Linked DNA regions of Homo sapiens: region 1 is linked to region 2. A link is an interaction called in ENCODE POLR2A ChIA-PET data of the cell type or tissue named here. Cell type or tissue: OCI-LY7. All regions are shown on one strand. Links, peaks and the distances in the headings refer to the core of each region. The heading gives the core; the rest is flanking DNA.

Region 1 (5,936 bases), core at 1-4,000, 130 kb after region 2:
GCCATTGCCGGGGCTCTGCCCCCCGACTATGTGGATGCCTCATACTCATCTAAGGCAGAGAAAAAGGCCACAGTGGATGCTGAAGGCAACTTTGATCCCCGGCCTGTGGAGACCCTCAAGTGAGGCCTGGGGGCTGGGAGACAGAGAGGAAGATTTCAGGGGTGGAGGGAACCCCAGCTCCAACATCTGCTGACCCTGTGCCCCCAACAGTGTGATCATCCCGGAGAAGCTGGACTCCTTCATTAACAAGTTTGCGGAGTACACACACGAGAAGTGGGCCTTCGACAAGGTTGGCCTCAGGGTCCTCCTATCCAAGAAACCCTCAAGACCCCAGCTTTCCCCCCGACCTGGTTCTTCCCTGAGGCCCCAGATCTCCCTGAGACCCCCCAGCCTTCCCTAAGACCCTTAGCTTGTTCTGGGACCCCCCCAGGATTCTCTGTCCTCGGCTCCTCCAGGGTCGCCCCGTGTGTCCCCAACTGCTGCCTCCCCCTCACCCTGCCTCCCCTCCATCTCTAGATCCAGAACAACTGGTCCTATGGAGAGAACATAGACGAGGAGCTGAAGACCCACCCCATGCTGAGGCCCTACAAGACCTTTTCAGAGAAGGTGACCAGGCCTTGGGGCCCAGCATTGAGGGTCAAAATGAAACCCCCAAATTTGAGGATTCGGGGAGGAGTGAGGCAATTTCACATGTTTGCATCTAGGTGGATCTGTGGGTTAGGTCTCCCCATTCATGGACTTTGCCTTCTCTCAAACTTGGTAGAGTGGGTAGAGACTCCGAGAGAGTGGGTTTGATTCCTTGGCTGTAGTAAGACTTCTCGGAGACTCAAGTGTCTAATGGGATAAGGAGATTGGGTTTGGGAGGCTCTGTTACAGAGCAGGTAAGAGACTTGAGTTGGAATCCAGACTGGACCATTGCCTAGCCACATGGTCAGGGTTTTCTCCTTTGGGGTCCTTCCTCCACCCCTCTCTCATCCCATTCCACCAACTCCCCACCCTCCTGTCCACCCCAGGACAAAGAGATTTACCGCTGGCCCATCAAGGAGTCCCTGAAGGCCATGATTGCCTGGGAATGGACGATAGAGAAGGCCAGGGAGGGTGAGGAGGAGAAGACGGAAAAGAAAAAAACGCGGAAGATATCACAAAGTGCCCAGGTGAAGGCGGGGCCTGGGTGGAGGGCAGGGGCACGATGGGGGGAGGGTCTAGAACAAGGGGCATGGCCAGACAGGGAAGGGATGGAGAGGAGAGGGGCCCAGGGAGGTAGGTGGGGCAAGAGGGGTGCAGAAACCTGAGATCTGGGAAAGGAGAGGGCAGGGGTCTGAAGAACTGCAAAGGGCAGAGGAGAGAAGGATGGGGTGGTTTAGAGACAGGGCCTTAAGGAAAGGACAAGGGGTCTTGAGCCAGGGGAGGGTGGAGGGGGTAGAATGGACTAGTGGGGCCTGGGGAGGGGCTGGCCTGGGCTTCCTGCTAGCCCATCAGCCCACCTCCCATCTTCCCCTTGTCCTCTCAGACCTATGATCCTCGAGAAGGCTACAACCCTCAGCCCCCCGACCTTAGTGCTGTTACCCTGTCCCGGGAGCTGCAGGTGAGAGCCCTGATCCTTTTGGGGGGACATAGGGTGTCTTTGGGGGGGCTGGCATCCTCTGAATCTAGCCCTTGACTCTGCATCCACTCCCAGGCCATGGCAGAACAACTGGCAGAAAATTACCACAACACGTGGGGACGGAAGAAGAAGCAGGAGCTGGAAGCCAAAGGTGAGGGCGCCCATGCCGCCCCCACGCTACCCCCGTGGATTCACCGTGTGGTTTTGCTGATTGCCTTCATGCCCCTGAAACTCGGTTTCTCCATCTGTAGATGGGAATAATAACAGCGTTTACCACCATGGGGTAATGAGATGAGCACCAGCAAGCAATGTTTCCGTTATTCGTATCTTCTTTATCACCATAATTACGCATGCCGGGCACTGCAGGAACCACTTCAGTGAGAGTGGCCCGGGTCTTCCCCAGAGCCCTGATTTCTGGTCTTTGCCTCCCCAGGCGGTGGGACCCACCCCCTGCTGGTCCCCTACGACACGCTCACGGCCAAGGAGAAGGCACGAGATCGAGAGAAGGCCCAGGAGCTACTGAAATTCCTGCAGATGAATGGCTACGCGGTTACAAGGCACGCGGGTTGGGGCTCCCGCGGAAGAGCAGCAGGCAGAACACACCCGGCAAAGGCTGGAAGGGGCGGGGCCAGAGAGGGGTGGAGCCGAGAGGAACGGGGCCTGAGGAGCAAAGATGGAACCAGAGGGGAGGAGCTAAGGGAGTGGGGCCTGGACACAGAGGCGGGGCCAGATGGGGAGGAGTTCGAAATGGGCGGGGCTTAAGCACAGGCGGGACCAGAGAGGAGAGGAGGAAGAGAAGGGCGGGGCCCAGGGAGCAGAGGCGGGGCCAGAGAGTGGAGGAGACTGAGAGGGGCGGGGACCGGTGATTGGAGGCGGGACCAAAGAGGAGAGAAGGCTGAAAAGGGTGGGGCCCGGGGAACAGAGGTAGGGCCAAAGAGGAAGAGGCTGAGAGGGGCGGGGGCTGGGGAGCACAGGCGGGGCCAGAGAGGGGTGGGGAGGTACAGAGGGGCGGGGACTGGTGAGTGGAGGCGGGACCAAAGAGGAGAGAAGGGCTGAGAAGGGCAGGGCCCGGGGAACAGAGGTGGGGCCAAAGGGGAGGAGGCTGAGAGGGGCCGGCCCTGGGGAACAGAGGTGGGGCCAGAGAGGGGAGAAGGCTAAGTGGGGTGGGGCATGGGGGACTCAGAGTGGAGCCCCAACCTGGGGTGAAGCCAAAGCTGATAGAGACGGGGCCAGCAGGAGCAGAGGCGGACCTGAGAAGGGTGGGAAACTGTAGGGCCGGCGTCTGGGCTGATCCTTCTCTCCACATCTCCATGCAGAGGCCTTAAGGACATGGAACTGGACTCGTCTTCCATTGAAAAGCGGTTTGCCTTTGGCTTCCTGCAGCAGCTGCTGCGCTGGATGGACATTTCTCAGGAGTTCATTGCCCACCTGGGTACGGAGAAATACCCCCCGCTTATGCCCGCCCCACCTGCAGACACCAGTTCTGCAGACCAGACTCACCTAGGACACCTGTTCATGCACTCAATCCGTCCTCCCCTTATCTGATGTTTATTGAGCTTCTACTATGTGCCAGACACTGTTCTAGATGCTGGGGTACAGCAGTGAAGATGACAAATGACCCCTGCTCTCCTGCAACTACTCCTATGTTGGATTCAGGCAATTAGCATCATAAATAACTAAATCGTTTAGTGTTAGAAGGTGATCAGTGTTATGGGAAGAAGAAAACAATAGAGCCAGGTAGAGGGGATTGGGAGTGTGGAGCCAGTTGTAATTTTATTTTATTTCATTTTATTTTATTTTTATTTTTTATTTTATTTATTTATTTATTTTTGAGACAGAGTTTCGATCTTGCTGCCCAGGCTGGAGTGCAGTGGCACGGTCTCGGCTCACTGCAACCTCTGCTTTCTGGTTTCAAGCGATTCTCCTGCCTCAGCCTCCTGAGTAGCTGGGACCACAGGCACGGGCGCCGCCACACCCAGCTAATTTTTTGTATTTTTTAGTAGAGACGGGGTTTCACCATGTTGGCCAGGATGGTCTCGATCTCTCGACCTCGTGATCTGCCGCCTCGGCCTCCCAAAGTGCTGGGATTAAAGGCGTGAGCCACCGCACCCGGCTTGCCAGTTGTAATTTTAAATAGGGTGTTCCAGAAAGACTTTGATGAGAATGTGATATCTGAGGCAAGCCATGAAGGAGGTCAGAGAGGAGCTGTGTGGACCTCTGGGGGCATCTGTTCCTTGCAGGCAAAGGAACAGCGAGTGCAAAGGCCCTGAGAGGTCCCTGGTGTGAGTGTCAGGATGCCCTGTAGCTGAAGCAGAGTCATCGAGGGGGACGGTGAGATAAACGAGGTCACAGAGGTGACTGGGGCAGATCATGCAGGGCTTTGCAAGCTGTGATGAGGACTTTGACCTTACCTGGAATGAGATGGAGTTGGGGGTTGGGGGCTGAGCCGAGGAGGGACGTGATCCATAATTCTGGTGTTCACAGGGTCCCTCTGGCTTGACTGGGGTGGGGACAGGAGCCGAAAAGGGTGAGAACTGGGCAGATTTCTGGATCTATTTTGAAGGCTGAGGCTGCTGGGGTGCCCCCCAGTGCCTCTTACAGGCCACTAAGAATTACAGCTAGGCCCTACAATCCCCTCCAGTTTCCCTTAGAGACCCCCCCCAGCATTCCCCTTGAGAGCTACCCTCAGGAACCCCCAAATTCCCTCCAGGTGAGTGGCAGAGCAGGATTCGCTGTCACGTCTCACCTCAAAGCCTGCCTGCTGAGCTTCAGTGCTGCACATCCCCCTGACAATTCCCTTCCCTCTCTAGACCTCAGTTTCCTCACCTGTGATATGGGCATATGTTCACCATAACTAGCCATGGTTCTGTTACTTACTGGGTGACCTGGGGTTAGTTACTTCACCTGAGTTTCCTCATCTGAAAAATGGGGGTTGGGAACCAACTGCACAGACCTCCAAGTTGTAAGGAGACTGTGTGAGGATGACATGTCTCACAGTGCCAAGGACATAGCAAGTGTTTAATAATTGGAGCCAGTATTATTATTATTATTATTATTTTTTTTTTTTTTTTTTTTGAGACGGAGTCTTGCTCTGTCACCCAGGTTGGACTGCAGTGGCGCGATCTCAGCTCACTGCAGGCTCCGCCTCCAGATTCACGCCATTCTCCTGCCTCAGCCTCCCGAGTAGCTGGGACTACAGGCGCCTGCCACCATGCCCGGTTAATTTTTTGTGTTTGTATTTTTAGTAGAGATGGGGTTTCACCATGTTGGCCAGGATGGTCTCGATCTCCTGACCTCGTGATCCACCCGCCTCGGCTTCCCAAAGTGCTGGGATTACAGGCGTGAGCCACTGCGCCCGGCCCAGTATTATTATTTTAATAGTATCAGTTATGACTGTCACCATTATTATTGTTTGAAATTTATTTCCATTTTGAAATTAACTCTAATTTGTTTACATTGACTTCTTGTTTCATTTGGTTCATTCATTCATTTATTGCAGATTAACTCAGTGCCATGTATTCAAGTTTAGAATGAAAAGCACTTATGGTGGGTGAGGAAGGGCATGTTCCATGACCTTAACCCATTCCAGTTTGTTTTCCCCATTGTCAGCTTCAGAAAGGGTTTGATCAAGGAGTTGTCAGCTTCAAGAAGGATTTGATCAAGAAGTTGGGGGAAAGCACATTGGGAGGTTGAGGCGGGTGGATCACCTGAGGTCAGAAGTTTGAGACCAGCCTGGACAACATGGTGAAACCTTGGCTGTACTAAAAATACAAAAATTAGCTTGGTGTGTGGGAGCATGTCTGTAATCCCAGCTACTTGGGAGGCTGAGTCAGGAGAATCGCTTGAACTCAGGAGGCAGAGAGTGCAGTGAGCCGAGATCGTGCCATTGCACTCCTGTCTGGGTGACAAGAAAAAAAAAAGGAGTTGGGGGAATCAGATGAAAGATAGGAGAAAGGTTTATCTCAAAGCCAACACAAATGACTTCATACCAATACTTTATCCCCCATCATTTCCCAACTCTGCTCCCAGCATCCTTCCCATCAGAACACCCTGGGTTCCCCAGCCTTGAACCCACTGTGAACCCTATTTGCCCTCCCTACAGAGGCTGTGGTCAGCAGTGGGCGAGTGGAAAAGTCCCCACATGAACAGGAGATTAAATTCTTTGCCAAGGTGAGAGGTGGGCTTAGAAGCTGGAGGGCGCTGGGGACTCATAGGCTCTCCCCACCCCTCATTGGACCCTTTATCTCCCCCAACCCGTCTCCAGATCCTGCTCCCTTTGATCAACCAGTACTTCACCAACCACTGCCTCTATTTCTTGTCCACTCCGGCTAAA
Region 2 (5,932 bases), core at 1,862-5,861:
GACTGAACCTAGAAGAAATATTCTTACAAGTAGAGAACAAGAATACGGGGCCCAGAGTGCTTCAGACCAAACATCTGTTGGGAGGGAGTGTAAATCCAGTGGCTTGGAACAAGCTGCTGAGCCTGCTAAGGAAAGATGTATGGGCTGAACTGTGGGGGGAGATTTGGACCTCCCCCTCCCAGATATAGATTTTGGGGATAGCCCAGCTACCCCTTCCCCAATAGATTGTGGGGAAGATGGGCCAAGAATGGAATGTACTCCTGTCCCCACCGCCGCGTGATTCCACTGGGTCAGGCACTGAGTGTCCCTCCTTGTTTCCCCAGTGGGGCTATTAATAATTGTAATGTGATGTAATCTTAAATGGGCATGTGTTGCGTGCTCAGGCCCTGTTCTGAGTGCTTTATGAGAAAGCATTCCTCATGAGTCTGGATGATGGTTAGCTCCATTTTCCAAGTGGGAAGACCAGAGCGTAGAGCAGGTAAGTCATCTGTATTTGAATTCCCTTCTTTTCTTTCTTCCCTCCCTCCCCTCCCCATCAGCTAGTTCTTCTGGAGCTCAACTTCTTGCCAACCACAGGGACCAAGCTGACCAAACAGCAGCTAATTCTGGCCCGTGAGTGTCACTGGGGTTGGTTGGGGGTGATAATCTGGGGGTCATGGCAGGAATGGTAGCACTGGTGGTTGGGGAAGAGACCTCAGTCACCTCCTGAGAGCTCACTCTGTCACCCACAGGTGACATACTGGAGATCGGGGCCCAATGGAGCATCCTACGCAAGGACATCCCCTCCTTCGAGCGCTACATGGCCCAGCTCAAATGCTACTACTTTGATTACAAGTGAGAATGGGCCCTGCCCCCAACTGGGGGGGTGGTTGCATGGAAGCTCCTTTATTTCTGGAGCTCTGGCTGCTTGGGTCCTCTTCCTTCATCTGGGAACTCCTCCTGGCTTAGTTCTCTCCTCAGTGGTGCAGGGTCAGGGCTTGGCTTGGAGGTCCTGAGACTTGGCTTGACTAGTCAGTCTCCCCCTACCCATTCCCACATTGCACCCCCTCTGCCCAGTGGGGCTGCCATCACCTTTCACGTGTCCTGGCCCCAGCCTTGCCCCTCTGACTCAAACCCCTGTGGCAGCCAGTAGGATCATGTGACACTAAAATTTGACACTGTCCATACCCCGCTCAGAACCTGCCGTGGCTCTTCATGGTCCTCAGGCACAAGACCAAGTTCTTTCCTGTGGCTTCCAATGCAGTTCCAGCTCACACCCCTCTGCCTGTGCCTGCTCATCCCAGCCCTTTCTCTCACTGGACTGTGAGCTTTCTAAAGGCAGAGCTTGGAACTGTCTCAGTTACTGCTATGTCCCTAGCACTGCCTACCACAGGGCCAGGCCCAGAACAGGGACTCACTGGATATGTGTTGAATATAAAACTGAATGATACCTGCACAGATTAATGATTGGGAATTTGACATCAGACAAATCTGGCTTTGAAACATCCAGCCGCTTCCTGATTATGAGGTCTTGGGCAAATGACTTTACCTCTCTCAGTTTCCCTGTTAAAGTAGGGAGTGGTGATTCTTTTATTTATTTATTTTTGGAGACAGGGTCTTGCTGTGTTGCCCAGGCTGGAGTGCAGTGGTGCAGTCATGGCTCACCACAGCCTTGACCTCCTGGGCTCAAGCGGTACTCCTACCTTAGCCTCTCAAGTAGCTAGGGCTACAGGTGCACACCACCACTCCTGGCTCTTTTATTTTAATTTTTTGTAGAGATGGGGGTCTCGCTTTGTTGCCCAGGCTGGTCTCGAACTCCTGGCCACAAGTGATCCTCCTGCCTTGGGCTCCCAGAGTGTTGGGATTACAGGTGTTGAGTCATTGCATCTGACTCCAATAACTTTTTTTTTTTTTGAGACGGAGTTTCACTCTTGTTGCCCAGGCTGGAGTGCAATGGTGCAATCTCGGCTCACCACAACCTCTGCCTCCCGGGTTCAAGCTATTCTCCTGCCTCAGTCTCCCAAGTAGCTGGGATTACAGGCATGCGCCACCACGCCCTGCTAGAGTCCACCCAGGCTAGAGTGCAACGGCTGGATCTCGGTGCACTGCAACCTCCGCCTCCCAGGTTCAAGTGATTCTCCTGCCTCAGCCTCCCTCAGCCTCCTGAGTAGCTGGTATTACAGGTGCCCACGACCACGCCCAGCTAATTTTTGTATTTTTAGTAGAGATGGGGTTTTGCCAGGTTGGCCAGGCTGGTCTTGAACTCCTGACCTCAGGTGATCCACCCGCCTCGGCCTCCCAAAGTGCTTGGATTATAGGCGTGAGCCACCGCGCCCGGCCAGTAACTCTTAATATAGTTATAGCTAACACTTTGTGTTTATTTGGGCCAGGTATTGTTCTAATCACCTTACCTGGGTTGAATCATTTAATTCACTTAACCCTTGTTCATTCAACCCATCTCTACGAAATGGATACTGTGAGGCCGGGCATGATGGCACATGCCTGAAATCCCAGCACTTTGGGAGGCTGAGACAGGAGGATCACTTGAGCCCAAGATTTCCAGACCTGCCTGGCCAACATGGCGAAATCCTGTCTCTACAAAAAATATTGAAAAATTAGCTGGGCAGGCTGGGCATGGTGGCTTACACCTGTAATCCCAGCACTTTGGGAGGCCAAGGTGGGCGGATCATGAGCTTAGGAGGTTGAGACCATCCTGGCTAACACGGTGAAACCCTGTCTCTAAAAGAAAAATACAAAAATTAGCCAGGTGTGGTGGTGGGCGCCTGTAGTCCCAGCTACTCGGGAGGCTGAGGCAGGAGAATGGCATGAACCGAGGAGGCAGAGCCTGCAGTGAGCCAAGATCGGGCCACTGCACTCCAGCCTGGGCGACAGAGCAAGACTCCGTCTCAAAAAAAAAAAAAAAAAAATTAGCTGGGCATGGTGGTGTGCACTTGTAGTCCCAGCTACTTTGGAGTCTGAGGTGGGAGGATGGCTTGAGCGTGGGAAGTTGAGGCTGCAGTGAGCCTGGGTGACAGAGCAAGACCTTGTCTCGGAATTGAAAAAAAAAAAAAGGGCTGGGCGCAGTGGCTCATACCTGTAATCCAAGCACTTTGGGAGGCCGAGGTGGGTGGATCACGAGATCAGGAGTTCGAGACCAGCCTGGCCAGCATAGTGAAACCCCGTCTCTACTAAAAGTACAAAAAATTAGCCGGGCATGGTGGCATGTGCCTGTAGTCCCAGCTACTTGGGAGGCTAAATCAGGAGAATCGCTTGAACCCGGCAAGCGGAGGTTGCAGTGAGCCAAGAACGCACCATTGCACTCCAGCCTGGGCAACAGAGAGAGACTCCTTCTCAAAAAATAAATAAAAGGATACTATGGTGATACCCAGTTTACACTTTGGGAAACCGAGGTTGTCATTTCACTGAAGTGAGGTCACTCGCTCTTGTATGACTCAATATGACTCTTGTAAATGACTTATTCATGCATCTTTGGGACACAGTTTCCTCATATGAAAACCCAGGACCTGATACCTCTTCAGGAAGATGCATGGGGCGTTGTGAGGATTCCTGGAGCCTGGGGTAGAGGGCTCGCTAGGCCCTTAAATCCTCCTTAACCTGCTTCCCCATCCCACGTCCACAGGGAGCAGCTCCCCGAGTCAGCCTATATGCACCAGCTCTTGGGCCTCAACCTCCTCTTCCTGCTGTCCCAGAACCGGGTGGCTGAGTTCCACACGGAGTTGGAGCGGCTGCCTGCCAAGGACATACAGACCAATGTCTACATCAAGCACCCAGTGTCCCTGGAGCAAGTGAGATGGCAAGGGGCAGGGGAGGACCTGGCCAAAGTGGGTGGTGCAGGGGTGGTCTTAGGAGGGCTTTCCTGAAGGAGTGGCCAGGGTTCACCCATCTTTCCACCCACGGACCCATCCTCTTGTTTGTCCAACAAATACTGAGTCCCAGCTGTGTGCCTGGCACTGTGGTAGGTTGTCAGACTGTGCAGTGAGCCAAGCAGGTGAAATTCATGATCTTGTGGTGATGACACTGGGGTGTGGAAGCAGATAGTAAGCCCGAAGAGTGAGTGGCCTGCGCAGTCTGTCAGATGCTGAGTGCTGTGGAGAAAAAGCAGGAAGGAGGGTGGAGAGGCAGGGATGGGTGATATTTATCTCGGGGAGTCAGAAGGCCTCACCTAAAAGGTGAAATTGGAGAAAGACTTGAAAAGGGTGAGGAACTGGCTTATGCCTGTAATCTCAGCACTTTGGGAGGCTGAGGCAGGAGGACTGCTTGAGCCCAGGAGTTCAAGGCTGCAGTGTGCTATGATCACACCACTGTATTCTAGCCTGGGTGACAGTGAGATTCTGTCTCTATTTAGAAAATAAATGAATAAAAACATATTTTTTAAAGAAAAGGGTGGCCGTGCACAGTGGCTCACGCCTGTAATCCCAGCACATTGGGAGGCCGAGGCGGGTGGATCACCTGAGTTCAGGAGTTCGAAACCAGCCTGGCCAACATGGTGAAACCCCGTCTCTATAAAAATACAAAAACTAGCCAGGCGGATGGTGGGTGCCTGTAATCCCAGCTACTCGGGAGGCTGAGGCAGGAGAATCACTTGAACCCAGGAGGTGGAGGTTGCAGTGAGCCAAGATTGTGCCATTGCACTCCAGCCTGGGCAACAGGCTCAAAAAAGAAAAGAAAAGGGTAAGGGACTGAACCCTGTGGACAGCCGGGCAGAGGAACCAGCCAGTCCAAATGTCCTGAGGCAGTACTGTGTCTGCTGTGTTCGAAGGACAGCCAAGAAGACAGTGTTTTTGGAACAAAGTGAGCAGGGCCAGGGCAAAGCCTTAGGACCTAAGGTTAGGAAGTTGTTCCTGGAGCTGACATCTTATGGGAGGATTTGGTCAGTGGGGAGAGGATGGGAGAGAGGGCAGTTAGGGCGGGCAGCACAGTTCGGGCAAAGGTGTACAGGGATGAGCCTGTGGTGGAGCCAGCGCTGTCTCCCTCCTGGAAAATAGATGGATAATTGGACAGTAGATGAGATAATGAGATGCCAGCCCAGAGCAGGCTTGGGGGGAGGGAGGGAGGGAGGAAGAGGGGGTGAGAGAGAGAGAGAGAGAGTGTGTGTGTGTGTGTGTGTGTGCGCATAAACCAGCAAGGGCTTTCTGGAAGAGGGGGTACCCAGGGCAGGGGTGTGGCTGTGTGGCAAAGGGATTACAGGGGCACTAGGAGTGTGATGAGGCCCACACAGGTAGGCCCCTTTGCAGCCTCCTCTTCATTCTCTCTTCTTCCCCCTTCCCGGCTTCTGCAGTACCTGATGGAGGGCAGCTACAACAAAGTGTTCCTGGCCAAGGGTAACATCCCCGCCGAGAGCTACACCTTCTTCATTGACATCCTGCTCGACACTATCAGGTGCGTAGCGGGGCCGGGCCCTGTGGAGTTTGGAAAGAACTTGGGCTTGAGTCGGACAGCTCCGAGTCTGAATCTCATTCCAGCCATTGGTTGTCTGGGTAGGCTAGGTGTGTTTCTTATCCTCCTAGCACCTCAGCTCTCCTTTTCAGTGAATTGGGCCTGGTCATGGGATTGTGGATAACGGCTCTCATCTCACCACCCTTGGCTGTTGACATGTGTGGCCACGTGTGTCAAACCTGAGCATGGAATTGGTTCAGCAGGCAGGGATTGTGCGGCCTGTCTTAGCCCATCTTCCGTCCTAGATACCCATCCAGTGAGTCATGAGACTTCACCTCCGGCCACCAAAACTGTGGAACCCTCAGTTTCTCCTTCTCTAGAATGGGTTGACCAAATCCCAGCAGCCCCTTGGGTTGCCGTGTGCACAAGTGACATCCCACGGGCAGATGGATGTGACATACAAATCCCTTGAGGAGTAAAAGGGTGTCGAAGTGGTGGCTGAGCTGATGCACTCGGGCAGAGCACCAAATCAGAATGAGTTTCCATGCCTTAGGTG

What was found. Peaks named below come from ENCODE experiments on the same cell type or tissue, not always from the same donor. Only the 100,000 strongest peaks of a DNase experiment are listed, where the experiment ranks them.
Region 1: POLR2A ChIA-PET joins it to region 2 with 6 read pairs; 3 of 35 experiments call an interaction of 5 or more read pairs at or near these places.

Annotation. Positions count from the first base shown.
Region 1 is chr19:38,504,793-38,510,728 of GRCh38, forward strand. It overlaps RYR1 (ryanodine receptor 1), which reads left to right. Exons shown (of 106, transcript NM_000540.3): 51 at 1-119; 52 at 211-289; 53 at 517-606; 54 at 1,014-1,154; 55 at 1,511-1,585; 56 at 1,679-1,754; 57 at 2,037-2,160; 58 at 2,920-3,035; 59 at 5,706-5,773; 60 at 5,868-5,936. Among named protein-coding and RNA genes, the nearest start is that of RYR1, 74 kb to the left of the region's middle. RefSeq lists an enhancer at 398-1,597 and a silencer at 2,509-2,638. In OCI-LY7, for the core only: no CTCF peak of the experiment used is centred there; a DNase peak (open chromatin) is centred at 2,499; H3K4me3 peaks cover 503 bases.
Region 2 is chr19:38,375,621-38,381,552 of GRCh38, forward strand. PSMD8 (proteasome 26S subunit, non-ATPase 8) reads left to right here. Exons shown (of 7, transcript NM_002812.5): 2 at 540-612; 3 at 732-834; 4 at 3,620-3,785; 5 at 5,279-5,379. Among named protein-coding and RNA genes, the nearest start is that of PSMD8, 4.0 kb to the left of the region's middle. In OCI-LY7, for the core only: no CTCF peak of the experiment used is centred there; no DNase peak of the experiment used is centred there.